Linked DNA regions of Homo sapiens: region 1 is linked to region 2. Evidence: read pairs that join two places in POLR2A ChIA-PET (ENCODE). Cell type or tissue: HepG2. All regions are shown on one strand. Each heading gives the region's core, and the rest is flanking DNA. Links, peaks and the distances in the headings are about the cores only.

Region 1 (7,682 bases), core at 1,029-6,028, 1.6 Mb before region 2:
GGGTGTTATGTTACAAATGTATCCTGTAAACACTTACAATTAGTAAGTGAGTTAAATACTTAGTAACTGCTGGATAAGTAGATGGCCAAGCATAGTAGTCCAAGCTGGTGATGTTCGATGGTAAGGTTGGTTCTGAATACTTATTGATTCCAAGAGCACTAGTGGGTGAATACCTACACTCAGAAAAAAATATCTCTTCTGAGAAAAGCCAAAGGCTATTTTGAGAATAGTGAGGTCAGTTCCTCATGTTATCTTTTTTTTTTTTTTTTTTTTTTTTTGAGACAGGGTCTCGCTTTGTCACCCAGGCTGGAGGACAGTGGTACGATCTCGGCTCATTGCAACCTCCAACTTCTGGACACAAGCGATTCTCCCAACGCAGCCTCCTGAGTATCTGGGACCACAGGCACACGCCACCACGTTTGGCTAATTTTATTTTTTGGAGAGATGGGGTTTCGCCACATTGCCCAGGCTGGTTTCCAACTCCTGGACTCAAGCGATCCACCTGCCTCGGCCTCCCAAAGTGCTTGGATTACAGGCATGAGCCACCGCGCCCGGCCTGTTGTCCATATTTCTGTATGGGCATATCAAGGTCCTTTTATTTTGGGCCTTGAAAAGGATTGTTATGCCACTTATGAGTTTTGCCATCTCAGGAAATTCAGACACAAGAATTATGTCCTTTTTTTTAAATTTATTTATTTTTTGTTTGTTTTGTGTTTTTGAGATGGAATCTCCCTCTGTTGCCCAGGCTGAACTGCAGTGGCGTGATCTCGGCTCACAGCAACCTCCACCTCCCGAGTTCAAGCGATTCTCCTGCCTCAGCCACCAGAGTAGCTGGGACTACAGGCACATGCCACCACACCTGGCTAAATTTTTTGTATTTTTAGTAAAGACGGGGTTTTACCATGTTGGTCAGGCTGGTCATGAACTCCTGACAAATGAGCTGAGTTGGATGGTTACCAGACTATTGTAATTCAGTACATGGAGTGTTTTGAAAAGACATAGAGTATTCATTTCCACATAACTAGAACTACTCACTGTCCCTTAAATAAATAATTCCTCATGTAATTATAACTGGAAATTTAACTGGGAGTATCTTGGCTGCATATCTCCAGGAGAGGATGCCCTACCCAGCCAGCAAGAGTATTGATTAGTACATACCAGGCAGTCTCTGTGTGAGCCCTTCCTGATTTATTACTAGCTCTTAGTTTCCCAGCACAGAAAGAAGGAATGCACTATTTACACACTCAACAATATCCATCGGTTTAGCAGTTGGGCCCCTAAGTGTCCTAGAGGCACTGCTTCCCTCCAAAATAGTGTATCTTCCTTTCCAGAAGAAAGCTAATTTCTGAGAGGGGAAAAACTCTATTTTGTTTTGCTTACGGTGTTGATTCCAATTAAAAGTATTAAAGCATTATTTTAATTTGTAAAATATTAATCATAAATTATTTATCTTTCTAAATTCCATATATGTGGAAATAATGAAATCATGAACCCACACACAAGAAAATGAGGATGAGCAGATTGTGAATGTTGCAGTAGTGATCTTGATATCAAATTTCCAAAAAAGTGTATTAAGAATGTAACCAATTCTAATAACTGAAGATACATAAATAGCCAACTGAAACAAGATAGAGAATTAAAACTGCTTTTTAAAACTCAGTGTAAAAATACTATGATCTTTCCACTTACATCCTTCACAGGTTAAGCTAAGGAGAGACAGAGATGATAACACACATACACAAGCCAATTTGCCAGGGAAAATCTTGAATACTTATAAGAATGCTAGAGAGCTCACAGAAGAAGTTATAGAAATCTAGCATTCTGAATACAAGAATGGATGAGGTAAGGGCTTTCCTGGCCCACAAGAAGCTGATTTGAGCATATCTACCAAGCTGATGTATTTCTTTCATTTGAGATTTTCCATGTGGGTATGTCTCCTTACTATTATATACCCATGCATTCATTCATTTATCCAACAAATACTGATCAAAAGCTCCTACGTTACTGGAGATATGCGAGTAAACAAAAGTTCCTCCTCTCATGAGCCTGTATTTTAGAACACACAAGCAATACATCAGCAAACTCTGGTACAGCATATAGTGACAAATTCTAGGGTGAAAAAAATAGGTGGGGATTATACAGATTTTATTTAGTCATACAAAGCCTCATTGAGAAAGTAACATTTAAGCAAAGACTCAAGTATTTTATCCTGTGCTCAAAAAAACTACCACAGGCTTACCTACAAGGCAGTCTTATTTTGAATACTCCTGACAGTTCAGAGTTTTAGCCACTGTCAGCAGAAGTCAGAGAAAACACTTTCTCTCCCACACGTATTTTTACATGGGGCTTCAAAGGGAATGTTCTCTGGCGGGCTTTCTCCAGAAGACTTTTAAACCTCAAACCATCTGTCATTAACTACATTTAAGTGGTTTAAGCAGGCCCAAAATCCGGCTTGAAAAAATTCAAAGAAAACTTAACACTGCTTAGGAACGGGGGGCGGGGAGAGAACGTTTCACTTTAGCCAGCATGAGCTACATTAACCTGAATTTTTCCAACTTCAGTACAACCTTAGTTTTATTTCTGGCGTGTTGGCAAGAAATATACACACACCACAGTACAGGTTAGCAGAAAATTAGAAGCACCATCCGGTCAAAACCGGGCTGCGGAGATGGGAGAGCAATACACGAAGGAACTTTTGGCTACACTCAATGCTTACGGAAAAATGCCGGACATTATTAGATGTTAAGACTCCCAAAATTAGCATTCAAAAAGGGATAGGCTGAGTCTTACGAAACAGATTGTATAACGTCTGGAAATGGGCCCTATCTACTACAGGCAAAACAAGTACCAGGAAGAATTCCTGAGAGAAACAGATCTTTTCAGCGCGCATGTGGGTGGCTCTGAAAAGAGCCTTTGGGTATGTAATCAGTGAGTCCTTGAGACTCAAGCCCTCTCGCCGCGGATACGACGTGCGAGCTGGATGTCCTTGGGCATGATAGTCACCCGCTTGGCGTGGATGGCGCACAGGTTGGTGTCCTCAAAGAGCCCCACCAGGTAGGCCTCGCATGCCTCTTGCAGCGCCATCACCGCGGAGCTCTGGAAGCGCAAGTCGGTCTTGAAGTCCTGCGCGATCTCACGCACCAGACGCTGAAAAGGCAGCTTTCTGATCAGCAGCTCGGTGGACTTCTGGTAGCGGCGAATCTCGCGGAGAGCCACTGTACCAGGCCGATAGCGATGGGGCTTCTTGACACCGCCGGTGGCCGGAGCGCTCTTCCGAGCCGCCTTGGTGGCCAGCTGCTTGCGCGGAGCCTTGCCGCCGGTGGACTTGCGAGCAGTCTGCTTCGTACGCGCCATGCCTTCAGAGCTAGATTCACTTCAGGAGAAAGAGAAAGCTAGCCGCTTATTTATAGTGAGAGTCTGAAGCTGATTGGACAAAAGTATGCTGAAGGCCTACCCAACAGTAACCGGATTGGCGAAGGACTCAAATTTTTGTTGTTCACCTATTCCTCTGACAGACTTAGCAGTTCATGGTCTCCATATTTTATTTTCTATTTTCGCTATACAGTTGTTCACTATACTAGCGATTTCCAGTGGAAATGAGAGCAATATAAGTAATTTACACTTATCTAGGAGAACATTGTAACAAAACAAGGAAAAATTAATTTTTAATATTTTGCTTAATCCAATATAGCCAACATATTTCAATGTTATCGAAATTAAAATTGTTAGGTATTTTACACTTTTTGGCACTGACTTTTCCAAATGCAATGTGTATTTTATATAAAATTCATGCTATGGAATTTCCAATGATCACTATCCACAATTGGCTAGTGGCTGCAATACTGGACAGGACAGCCTTATACACCTGTCCCCTCAATTTTCTATCTTTTGACCACTTAAATTTAAAAAACTTCTATTTTTATAACCAAGAAAAGCTGGTTCGCATGTGAGAAATTCAAGGCCAAAAAATGTCAAAGAAACAACTTTATGTGAACTTTTCACTTTTAGATTAAAGTAATTCCATTGCAGCTTATTTTTCCAATACTCTAGAAATGTAATTCATTTTCTTTTAAGAATCTATTCCATTCGTACATCCAGATCTGATTCAGATTAAAAACATCAAGTCAGATATTTTAAAAGTGGAATTTACCATGCTGAAACAAATTAAGTCATCTCTGTACTAAGAAATCAATTTGTGTGGCTGGGGGTGGGAAAGCTCGGGAAATTTTAATTTCAATGAATTTTCAGAAAATGCTTCAAAGAGAACTACCTGGCACCATAAGTAACTGTTCTAATTAGTCTAATAATTATTCTCAACTCAATCATTAATGTTCAAATGCAATTAATTATACAGATTCGAGAGATATTTCTCAGAAATGAAGAATCCAAGTCGTTGATCTAGATTTGGATTGAACGTCGAATGCCCGGTTTGTTATTTACCAAGACCCAGAAAACATCTGGCCCCAAAGCAGACATGTTTGCTTCAACAGACTAAAAGTAAAACCCGACGGTGAACCATACAGAATTCAACATACTTGGATAATGCCAGCTTAGGAAAAACTAAATTTTCTTCCACTAAGCTTAAGATGAAGGCGTGTTTAATACTTTTAATGTTATCCAGGCTTTTTATAAAGCTAACGAGATTGTCACTACCTAACCAAGACACCGAAGACTGATCTACGTAACCTTTGGAGTGGTTTAGAAGTAGGCAAAGACGAGAAATTACATTAAACATAGTGCTCAGTTCTTCCACAAAATTGTAGGTGGCTCTGAAAAGAGCCTTTGGTTCCTTTGGGATTGAGTTGCTGCAAACTAATCCAGGCTTCTACTTGCCCTTCGCCTTGTGGTGGCTCTCGGTCTTCTTGGGCAGTAGCACGGCCTGGATGTTGGGCAGGACGCCACCCTGTGCGATGGTGACTTTGCCCAGAAGCTTGTTGAGCTCCTCATCGTTGCGGATGGCCAGCTGGAGGTGACGCGGGATGATGCGAGTCTTCTTGTTGTCGCGGGCCGCGTTGCCAGCCAGCTCCAGGATCTCGGCGGTCAGGTACTCCAGCACCGCCGCCAGGTACACCGGCGCTCCAGCACCGACCCGCTCCGCATAGTTGCCTTTGCGGAGCAGGCGATGCACTCGGCCTACGGGAAACTGAAGCCCGGCCCGAGAAGAGCGGGTCTTGGCCTTGGCGCGAGCTTTGCCTCCCTGCTTGCCACGCCCAGACATGGCAAAAGGCCTATTATCTATACGGTCAAGAAAGACTGAAGTGAAACTAGAAAAACGTACATTTTATAGCCTCTACTGGGCGCGAAAAGGAAGCTGTGCGATTGGCTTACGTTTTATTTTTATTTAGACCAATAGGACTCGATTATGCAGGATACCTATTTTGATTGGGCAAAACTGGCATCTGTCGTCATCCACGGATAATTACCAATCAGCAGAGACCTTCCCACTACCTCGGCCGCATAAACTATTATATAAAAAGAGGAGACCGACTTCTTGTTTTGGTTTTGCCACTATTGTTTCATTATGCCCGAGCTGGCCAAGTCTGCTCCCGCCCCGAAGAAGGGCTCCAAGAAGGCGGTGACCAAGGCCCAGAAGAAGGATGGCAAGAAGCGCAAGCGCAGCCGCAAGGAGAGCTACTCCGTGTACGTGTACAAGGTGCTGAAGCAGGTCCACCCCGACACCGGCATCTCTTCTAAGGCCATGGGAATCATGAACTCCTTCGTCAACGACATCTTCGAGCGCATCGCAAGCGAGGCTTCCCGCCTGGCGCACTACAACAAGCGCTCGACCATCACCTCCAGGGAGATCCAGACCGCCGTGCGCCTGCTGCTTCCGGGGGAGCTGGCCAAGCACGCGGTGTCGGAGGGCACCAAGGCCGTCACCAAGTACACCAGCTCCAAGTAAATTCTCAAGCTCTTGTCCAACCCAAAGGCTCTTTTCAGAGCCACTCACTATTATCTAAAGAAGAGCTGGTTCGCTCTTCCTATCACTGGGGGGCGAGGGGTCATAAATCATTTTGATCTATCCACTAAATTAATCTAGCTCTTTGAAAGCCATTTAAGGTGAAATGTACATGAGGTACGTGCATATAGCTACCAACACCATAGAGGGTCCGACCTTTGCGCTTGAGGGCATAAACTAAGTCCTTAGCAGGGACTGCTTTGCGCTTTGCTCGTTCCGTGTAAGTCAGTCAAGCGCATCCGGGATCACGTTATCCGGAAATTCCTTGAGCATCCACGGGTTTCTAAAAAGATGAGACCAGAATGCGTTTGACACCGCCAGGCCAGGCTCCAGGTGGTGGGTCTGGTGATGTCTGGATGTTGCACAGCAACTTGCGGTGGCGCCCCCTTTACCCAATCCTTTCCCTCACTTGCGCAACCAGACATGATTTTAAGGCACGACAAAAGACCCGAGGTAAAAACCAAAAACAGCACTAGGAAAACAAGGCTGGCGTTTTTAATCTTTCCGACTAAACTGGAAACTAGAGGGGTGGGCGCGGTGGCTCATGCCTGTAATCCCAGCACTTTGGGAGGTGGAGGCGGGCGGATCCCTTGAGCCCAGGAGTTCGCAACCAGCCTGGGCAACATAGCAAAACCCCGTCTCTGCAAAAAGCACAAAAATTAGCCAGGAGTGGTGGCGCGCCCCTGTTGTCCCAGCTACTTAGGGGGCTGATGTAGGAGGATGGCTTGAGCCTGGTAGGCGGAGTTTACAGTGAGCTGAGATCGCACCACTGCACTCCAGCCTGGGTGATAAAGCCAGGCCTTGTCTCAAAAAAAAAAGTGGGAGATCAGTAAAAGTTAACACCTTGCCTTCTCCTAATTGTCAATGCCTGCTAGCAAAAGATGCCAGAGTAGATTTTTAAAAGTTTTTCTTGTTTTCACCCAAACCCAACTGTTTTTCGTATACTATTTACCATCCAATTTACTAACATTTATTAAGCATCTACTATTCACCATAGGCCAGTCATAGTATTCTGCTATAGGAATGGAAAATCCTGAATAAGCCTCCCAGACCTTAATTCTCAATCATTGCTGGTGGCCCCACAAATTGGTAGTGCTTTCATAAAGGAAAATTTGGTAATACCTGTCAAAATTTTAAAATGCACCTATCTTTACATCAGAAATTTCACCCCTAGGAATTTACTATTTTTGAAAATATGCAAAATAATATATGCAGGGGTTTCCAGCAGCACTGTTTGTAGTATAAGACTGAAGCAATTTGACTGATTAGCAATAAATTACAGTACATCATTCTATCTAGTAAAAAATAAGAAGGCTCTTTTTCATAATTATTTACTGCTTATCATGTGCCAGATAATGTCCTAAAAAGCTCTCTACATATGTTAAATCATTTAGCTTTCATAACAACTTTGTGAAAAATTACTATTTTTATACCTGTTTTACAGATCATAAAATGGGGGTTCAGAGAGCTCGAGTAAATTGCCTAAAGTGTGAAATTGTACAGTGGGAAAGTTGTCAATCAAAATGAAATCACTAATGTTAAGAAAATCCTGACACAGAGCCAAGAAAAGCCATAAAGAGAAAGTTCTCACGCTTGTATGCCTAATAACAAAAACTATCACAAAAGATGGTAAGAGCCACAACCATAAACACAGGCCATCAAAACCTTACACACACAAAAAATACTTCTACAAGACCATTTGTCCAACAACTGCCTTCCCAAC
Region 2 (7,682 bases), core at 852-5,851:
AAAAAAGGGAGGGGGAAGAATGTATCCCACTATAAAAAATTTATAGTTTTTACAAAGTTTGCAGGGAAATGTGCTTACATCATCTCACAATTTACCATTGATTAAAGGTATCAAACTATCGAAGTTACTTCTTGGAGGCTTTTGTCTGGTGATGCAAATAATTTCTGTTATTTGTATCACCAGAAATTATTTTTGATGCAAATTATTTGTGATGCCAATAACTTCTGTTCAGTGGAACACATATAACTGCAATTATTTAGAACCCTAGGGGCATTAATTTTTTTAATAATCTCATTCAGCAACCTTGTCCTAACATTTAAGAAAGGGCAGCTTTTCCCTTAAGTAGCTCAGTGACTTCTGGTAGCGATGAATTTCAGCATGATTCAGGGCCTATATCTGAGGGACACCTTCAAGCTGCTGGTGGCCAGAGTGCTCTTGCTGGCTGCCTTGGTGGCCAGCTGCTTAGGAGGCTGTCTGCCACCAGTGGACTTCCGTGTGGTTGGCTTGGTGCAGGCCATGACCTTTCATATCAGATTTACAGATCACTTCTCTTTATAGGGCCTGGTGTGTGATCCAATTAGATTTGAGATTTTTTACAGAGAAATGTGACTGGATTTCTACTAAAGTTGAATAATTAATTGTGCTTTACAGTGTAGTCCATTTATAAATTTAGGTCATAAAACTAAGTTTTTGCTGCTGGGTTTTTTTTGTTTTTTTTTTTTTTTCCTTTCCTAAACAGGATCTTGCTTTGCCCCCCATAGCTCGCTGCAGCTTCGAACTCCTGGGCTCAATCAATCCTTCCCCGCGTAATTCTCCCAAGTATCTAAGATCTCAGACTGAGCCACCAGGCCAGGCTTTTTCTTTTCTTTTCTTTTTTTTTTTTGAGACGACGGAGTCTCGCTCTATTGTCCAGGCTGGAGTGCAATGGCATGATCTTGGCTCACTGCAACCCCCGCCTCCCGGGTTCAAGCGATTCTCCTGCCTCAGCCTCCCGAGTAGCTGGGATTTCAGGAGCCCACCGCCATGCCTGGCTAATTTTTTTGTATGTTTAGTAGAAACAGGGTTTTGCCACGTTGGCCAGGCTGGCCTCGAACTCCTGACCTCAAGTGATCCGCCCATCTCGGCCTCCCAAAGTGCTGGGATTATAGGCATGAGCCACCGGGCAGGGCAGGCTTTTTACTTTTTGTGGAGGTGAGGGGGCTGTCTCGCTTTATTGCCCAGGCTGGTCTTGATCTCCTGGGCTCAAGCGATTCTTCTGCCTTAGTCTTTCAAATTGCTGGGATTACAGGTCTGACCTAGGGCGTCAGGCCGTTACTGCTTAGTTTCGTTTAGTGTTTATTTTAGAATACTGTGTTAATTGCTCCTTTTGAAAAGAGAAATCCAACAAACACAATTCTCACTAGAGGAATGTAGTCTTTTTTTTTTTTTTTTTTTTTGAGACGTAGTCTTGCTCTGTTACCCAGGCTGGAGTGCAATAGCGTGATCTCGGCTCACTGCAGCCTCTGCCTCCCGGAGTCAAGCGATTCTCCTGCCTCAGCCTCCCAAGTTGCTGGGACTACAGATGCACACCACCACGCCCGGCTACTTTTTGTATTTGTTTAGTAGAGACGGGCTTTCATTATGTTGGGCAGGCTGATTTCGAACTCCTGACCCTATGATCCGCCCTCCTTGGCCTCCCAAAGTGTTGGGATTACAGGCATGAGCCACTGAGCCCAGCCGGAATGCAGTCATCTTTAAAACTTAAAAAGCCCGCCCTGAAATGCTAATGGGCAGCTATCCTTCTTTGTTCTCTCGTTTCTGTATTAATATTTCACCCTTTTCTGACAAGTGCACATGAATAAACAGCCTGTGTATTAATGATAAATTTGTATACACAGCATGGACCTATACACAAAATAACGCAGTGAAACCTTGGTGTCACAACCTCGGTTTCTATTCTTGTATACCTTTATAAACGCATTTTTACTGCAAAGAAACACCAGTAAGATAAATTAGTGCATGAAATGTGAGCAAGGATTTCAATAAAGAACTGACCAGTAACGTCAGAAGCGTTCGTTAAAAATTAGGACAGTGAACATTGAGATTTCAGGCATCGTATGTGTATTCCAGCACTTTACAGAAAAGGTGGGTGGCTCTGAAAAGAGCCTTTGGTTTCTGGGACTCGGGATCACTGACGGATTTGACTAGTAATCATTTCACTTGCCCTTGGCCTTATGGTGGCTCTCCGTCTTCTTAGGCAGCAATACGGCCTGGATGTTGGGCAGGACACCGCCCTGCGCGATGGTCACGCGACCTAGAAGCTTATTTAGCTCCTCGTCGTTGCGGATGGCTAGCTGCAGGTGGCGCGGGATGATGCGGGTCTTCTTATTGTCGCGAGCCGCGTTGCCAGCTAGCTCTAAGATCTCGGCCGTCAGATATTCCAGCACCGCTGCCAGGTACACTGGAGCGCCGGCCCCGACTCGTTCGGAGTAGTTGCCTTTGCGGAGGAGGCGGTGCACACGGCCAACTGGAAACTGAAGACCGGCCCTGGAAGAACGCGTTTTAGCTTTTGCCCGAGCTTTGCCGCCTTGCTTTCCACGTCCAGACATAGTGGCTTCCTAACAGCAGAAGAACTAACAATCCACTGAATAAAGAAAAAGAATGGGCTCGATGGAGGAATAAGAAGCTAGTTATAGTCATCGGTAGAATTGTGAAAGGCGCAATTTGATTGGTTAAAATTGTTCTTTGACGAGCCAACCAATTAGAAAGGAAATAAGGTGAAGGCTATTTTACATGTATGCGTCACTAACACATTGCCCAATCAGAGCTGGATATTTTGAATTCTTTATTTGCATGAAAGGCCTATAAAAGGAGAGACTCTAGACACGAGCTTTTATTTAAGTGCGTTCATTCTCACTGCTGTTATTGTTTTCTGACAGCATGCCTGAACCAGCTAAGTCAGCTCCTGCTCCGAAGAAGGGTTCCAAGAAGGCTGTGACCAAGGCGCAGAAGAAGGATGGCAAGAAGCGCAAGCGCAGTCGTAAGGAGAGCTACTCCGTGTATGTGTACAAGGTGCTAAAACAGGTTCACCCCGATACTGGCATCTCATCCAAGGCCATGGGCATCATGAATTCCTTCGTTAACGACATCTTCGAACGCATCGCAGGCGAGGCTTCCCGTCTGGCCCACTACAACAAGCGCTCGACCATTACCTCCAGGGAGATCCAGACCGCCGTGCGTCTGCTGCTTCCCGGAGAGCTGGCCAAGCACGCAGTGTCCGAAGGTACCAAGGCTGTCACCAAGTATACAAGCTCCAAGTAAATGTGTGCTTAGGTGCTTTAAAACTCAAAGGCTCTTTTCAGAGCCACTCAAGTCTCACATAAAGAGCTTTAATATTGAATTTCACCGTTTTCTAGGGAATAATTTTTCCGATTTTGTAATCCCAGCACTTTGGGAGGCCGAGGCGTGCGGATCGAGACCAGTTTGGCTAACGTGGTTAAATCTCGTTTCTACTAAAAATACAAATATTAGCCGGGCGTGGGGCAGTCGCGTGTCATCCCAGAGACTCGGGAGGCTGCCGCAGGAGAATCACTTAAACCCAGCAAGCAAAGGTTGCAGTGAAAAGACATGGCGCTTTTGCATTCTAGCCTGGGCGACAAAGGCGAGGCTTCGTCTCAAAAAAAATTGATCAGGAGATACTCCTGTTCTGTGTTGGCAAGATCCTGTAATCCTAGCACTTTGGGAGGTCGATGCATGAGGCTTTCTTCAGCTCAGGAGTTAACAGATTTGCCTGGGCAACATAGAACTCGTCTCTGCAAAAAAATGAAGCTAACCAGGTGTGACGGCTTGCGTCTGTACTATCATTTACTCGGTAGGCTGAGGTGGTAGGATAGCTTAAACTCTCGGGCTAGAGACTGCAGGAACATGTGAATACGCTAGTGCAATTCCAGCCTGGGCAACACTGGAAAGGGTAGGAAGAGTAGTCTTTGGGTCCCTAAAGATCACCTGATAACAAGTTTGACTTTTCTGAGCACTCTTGTGGAGTTTGTTGTGGAGGGAATACCATGGGCATTGGCAATGTAAAGTTGATCTAAAAAATCTCGTTTTCCGCCGTGCGCGGTGGCTCACGCCTCTAATCCCATCACTTTGGGAGGCCGAGACGGGCGGATCACGAGGTCAGGAGGTCGAGACCATCCTGGCTAACACTGTGAAACCCTGTCTCTACTAAAAAAATACAAACAAAATTAGCCGGGCGTGGTGGCACTCACCTGTAGTTTCAGCTACTCTGGAAGCTGAGGCTGGAGAGTCACTTGAACCCGGGAGGCGGAGGTTGCAGTGATCAGAGATCGCGCCACTGCACTCCATCCTGGGCGAAAGAGCTAGATTCCATCTCATAAAAAAAAAAAAAAAAAAAAAAAAAAAAAAATTACAGTTTTGGCTGGCTGGGCGCAGTGGCTCTCGCCTGTAATCCCAGCATTTTGGGAGGCGAGGCTGGTGGATCACTTGAGGTCAGGAGTTCAAAAACAGCCTGACCCACATGGTGAAACCCCGTATCTACTAAAAATAACAAAATTAGCCGGGCGTGGTGGCGCATGCCTATGTTACCCCAGCTACTTCGGAGACTGAGGCAGGAGAAACGCTTGAAACCGGGAGGCGGGGGTTGCAGTGAGCCAAGATCCCGCCATTTCATTCCAGCCTGGACAACAAGAACGAAACTCCGTCTCAAACATAGAAACCATTAGTTTATACTCATTAATCAAATTTCTAAAATGGGACCAAAAAAAAAAAAAAGGTCACTACTCCATAGTACTCCATGAGCAACCTCAGGTTTCTGACAACATAGTACTCCAAAGTATGGCGCCTTGACATAGTAAATATTCTAAGACATTAGTAGAACAACATAGACAAGAATGTTCGTATGACCTTCCTCTGAAGCAGGTCTTAAGACCCTCCTGGGAGTCTTGCAGAGTATGCGAGGAATCTGAACAAATAAACCTTGCTAGATTTCTCCTTGTTTATTATCCTTAGCTCATATTATTTTTGTCTTGTTATATTTCTGCATGACTCTCTTCATCAAACCTAGTGCAAACACACTCAGGTTTAAGCCCTTCTTCAGGTCCTTATTTCCTTATGTCATGTAAAACTTCATATTAAATGTGAATGTTTTTCTCTTGGCCGGGCGCGGTGGCTCACGCCGGCTCACGCCTGTAATCCCAGCACTTTGGGAGGCCGAGGCGGGCGGATCACGAGGTCAGGAGATCGAGACCATCCTGGCTAACACGGTGAAACCCCGTCTCTACTGAAAATTGAAAAAAATTAGCCGGGTGTGGTGGCGGGCACCTGTAGTCCCAGCTACTCGGGAGACTGCGGCAGGAGAATGCCATGAAGCCGGGAGGTGGAGCTTGCCGTGAGCCAAGATCGGGCAACTGCACTCCAGCATGGGCGACAGAGCAAGACTCCGTCTCAAAAATAAATAAATAAATCAAAATAAAAATAAAGTGTATATTTTTCTGTTGTTAATCTGTATTTTGTTTCAGGGCCCCAGCCAATGAACATAAGATGGGTAAAAGGAAACGCTCTTTCCTCCCCTACAACATACAGTAGGGGTGGGTGTGCATCTGTGTTCTGTGTGTTTGTCTTTGTGGAGTACAAAAGCTAGCATAACATAGAAAAGGTGTGGAGAAAAGTATTCCCAGAATGAAAATGTTTGAGAAGTGTGTTCGCTAGGGCTGCCAAAACAAACTACCAAAGACTGTGTGGCTTAAAAAAATTAATTTTGTCACAATTCTGAAGGCTACAAGTTCAAGATCAAACCAGTGAGCATGATTGATTTTTTCTGGGGCCACTCTCCTTGGGTTTTCCCCTCTCTGGTCTTCCCTGTGTGTGTGTGGGTTGTGTTTTAATATCATCTTATAAGGACAGCAGTCAGAATAGATTAGGACCTACCCTTAAAACCTCATTTTACACCTTTAAAGACCTTATCTCCAAATAGTCACATTTTCAAGTAGTTGGTATTGGACTTCAATGTTTGAATTGTGGGCTGACTTGGATTTCAGTCAGGCAATTCAGTCAATATCAAAAATTATGGTGATTAGGCTTCTAAATAGTACATGAAATAAGTATTTCACAGGCATCTGAAACTCAGCACAACCAAGACAGACCTTATGATACTCTACCTGGCTTCACTTACTCATCCAAGTTTGAAATCTAGTCCCCATTCCAGACTACTCCCTTTTCTTTTCTGCAAATATTTAAAAATATACAAACTCATTGATTTTAACTTCTAATTTTGTTAATATTGTCCATATTTTTGTTTACTGTGGCTAACAACTGGAAATACTAATGTTGAAGAGTTGGACTTTGCCTAAAACTAGGTTTTATCCCTAATGGAATATTATGCAGCTGTTAAAAAGAATGCTTTAAAAAAAACGACATAAAATATGCTCATGGCATTGTATGGGGTAAATCCAAGTTGCCAAGTAGTGTATTCTTATTTACATGATGTCACACACACACACACACACACACACACACACACACATATAGTTTTAGGAAAAAAGAGTGACTATAAGGGTCAATGCCAAGATGTTAACAGTGCTGTTACATTTTTTTTTTTGGTGCAACAGACAGCTCCTCTAAAGATAACTTTCTCTATTTGTCTCTATCCCAAACTATCAATGGTGTGGTTAAGAAATAGGAAACTCGGCCGGGCGCGGTGGCTCACGCCTGTAATCCCAGCACTTTGGGAGGCCGAGGCGGGCGGATCACGAGGTCAGGAGATCGAGACCATCCTGGCTAACACGGTGAAACCCCGTCTCTACTAAAAATACAAAAAATTAGCCGGGCGTTGTAGCGGGCGCCTGTAGTCCCAGCTACTCGGGAGGCTGAGGCAGGAGAATGGCGTGAACCCGGGAGGCGGAGCTTGCAGTGAGCCGAGATCGTGCCACTGCACTCCAGCCTGGGCGACAGAGTGAGACTCCGTCTCAAAAAAAAAAAAAAAAAAAAAAAAAAAAAGAAATAGGAAACTCTCCCTAGGCCCTTTCCTCTCCAAGTCTCCCTGCTGTATGTTAAGAAAAATTAATTTATTCCACAAGTAATTATTGAGCACCAACTACATACCAGCTATTATCCTATGCAATATACAAATGAATAGAGTAAATTTAAGATACGCTGACTAAAGAAATCGAAAATCAAGAGAATAGAATATCCTAGCATAAAAGGAAATAAACCAGGAAAAAATAGACTAAGAAGTATTTGTGAACCACCTAATAATATGTGTGACTCTGAGCACATGTTCATGTTTATGAAATAATGTCCTAATGACCTCAAAGAGGATCAAATGGGAAGGCTAATTTAAAAAGTACAAAATGACTGTAAGGAACAGAGGAACAAGAAGGATTAAGGCCAGAAAGTGACATAATTTATGGTCATGGTTACCTCTGGGGGCAGTAGCAGGAAGATGACAGAAGAGGTCAAAGCAGTTTTTGGTAATATGACAAATATAACAGATATAACAAATATATTTGATTGACAATTGGGTTCAAGCATGGCCATCATATTATTCTTTATAACTTGTATATCGATTTATTACAATTTTAAATGTATCTAGAAGTACAAACAAGAAACAAGAAAAATAATGTACAAACATGTTTGTGGAAAAGTCACTTCAACTTCTATAAAAAGAACTTCTGTAAACTATGAAA

Evidence for each region. ChIA-PET counts read pairs that join two places held together with the same protein. Peaks named below come from ENCODE experiments on the same cell type or tissue, not always from the same donor. Only the 100,000 strongest peaks of a DNase experiment are listed, where the experiment ranks them.
Region 1: POLR2A ChIA-PET joins it to region 2 with 11 read pairs; 24 of 35 experiments call an interaction of 5 or more read pairs at or near these places.

The regions. Positions count from the first base shown.
Region 1 is chr6:27,805,746-27,813,427 of GRCh38, reverse strand. H2BC13 (H2B clustered histone 13) reads left to right here and starts at 5,499. Exons shown (of 1, transcript NM_003519.4): 1 at 5,499-5,949. The coding sequence starts at 5,522. The coding sequence ends at 5,902. H2AC13 (H2A clustered histone 13) reads right to left here and starts at 5,255. Exons shown (of 1, transcript NM_003509.3): 1 at 4,761-5,255. The coding sequence starts at 5,218. The coding sequence ends at 4,826. It overlaps H3C10 (H3 clustered histone 10), which reads right to left and starts at 3,377. Exons shown (of 1, transcript NM_003536.3): 1 at 2,892-3,377. The coding sequence starts at 3,354. The coding sequence ends at 2,944. It also overlaps the pseudogene H4C10P. RefSeq lists enhancers at 2,368-3,039, 3,134-3,423, 3,040-3,711, 4,395-4,993, 4,912-5,111 and 4 more. In HepG2, for the core only: a CTCF peak has its summit at 3,090; DNase peaks (open chromatin) are centred at 1,209, 3,427, 4,807 and 5,337; H3K4me3 peaks cover 4,872 bases.
Region 2 is chr6:26,211,881-26,219,562 of GRCh38, reverse strand. It overlaps H2BC8 (H2B clustered histone 8), which reads left to right and starts at 2,875. Exons shown (of 1, transcript NM_003518.4): 1 at 2,875-3,363. The coding sequence starts at 2,920. The coding sequence ends at 3,300. It overlaps H2AC8 (H2A clustered histone 8), which reads right to left and starts at 2,642. Exons shown (of 1, transcript NM_021052.4): 1 at 2,126-2,642. The coding sequence starts at 2,588. The coding sequence ends at 2,196. It also overlaps the pseudogene H3C5P. RefSeq lists enhancers at 1,822-1,931, 1,847-2,498, 2,212-2,631, 2,499-3,150, 3,062-3,411 and 2 more. In HepG2, for the core only: a CTCF peak has its summit at 2,327 (motif pointing right); DNase peaks (open chromatin) are centred at 1,682, 2,382, 2,782 and 3,802; H3K4me3 peaks cover 2,906 bases.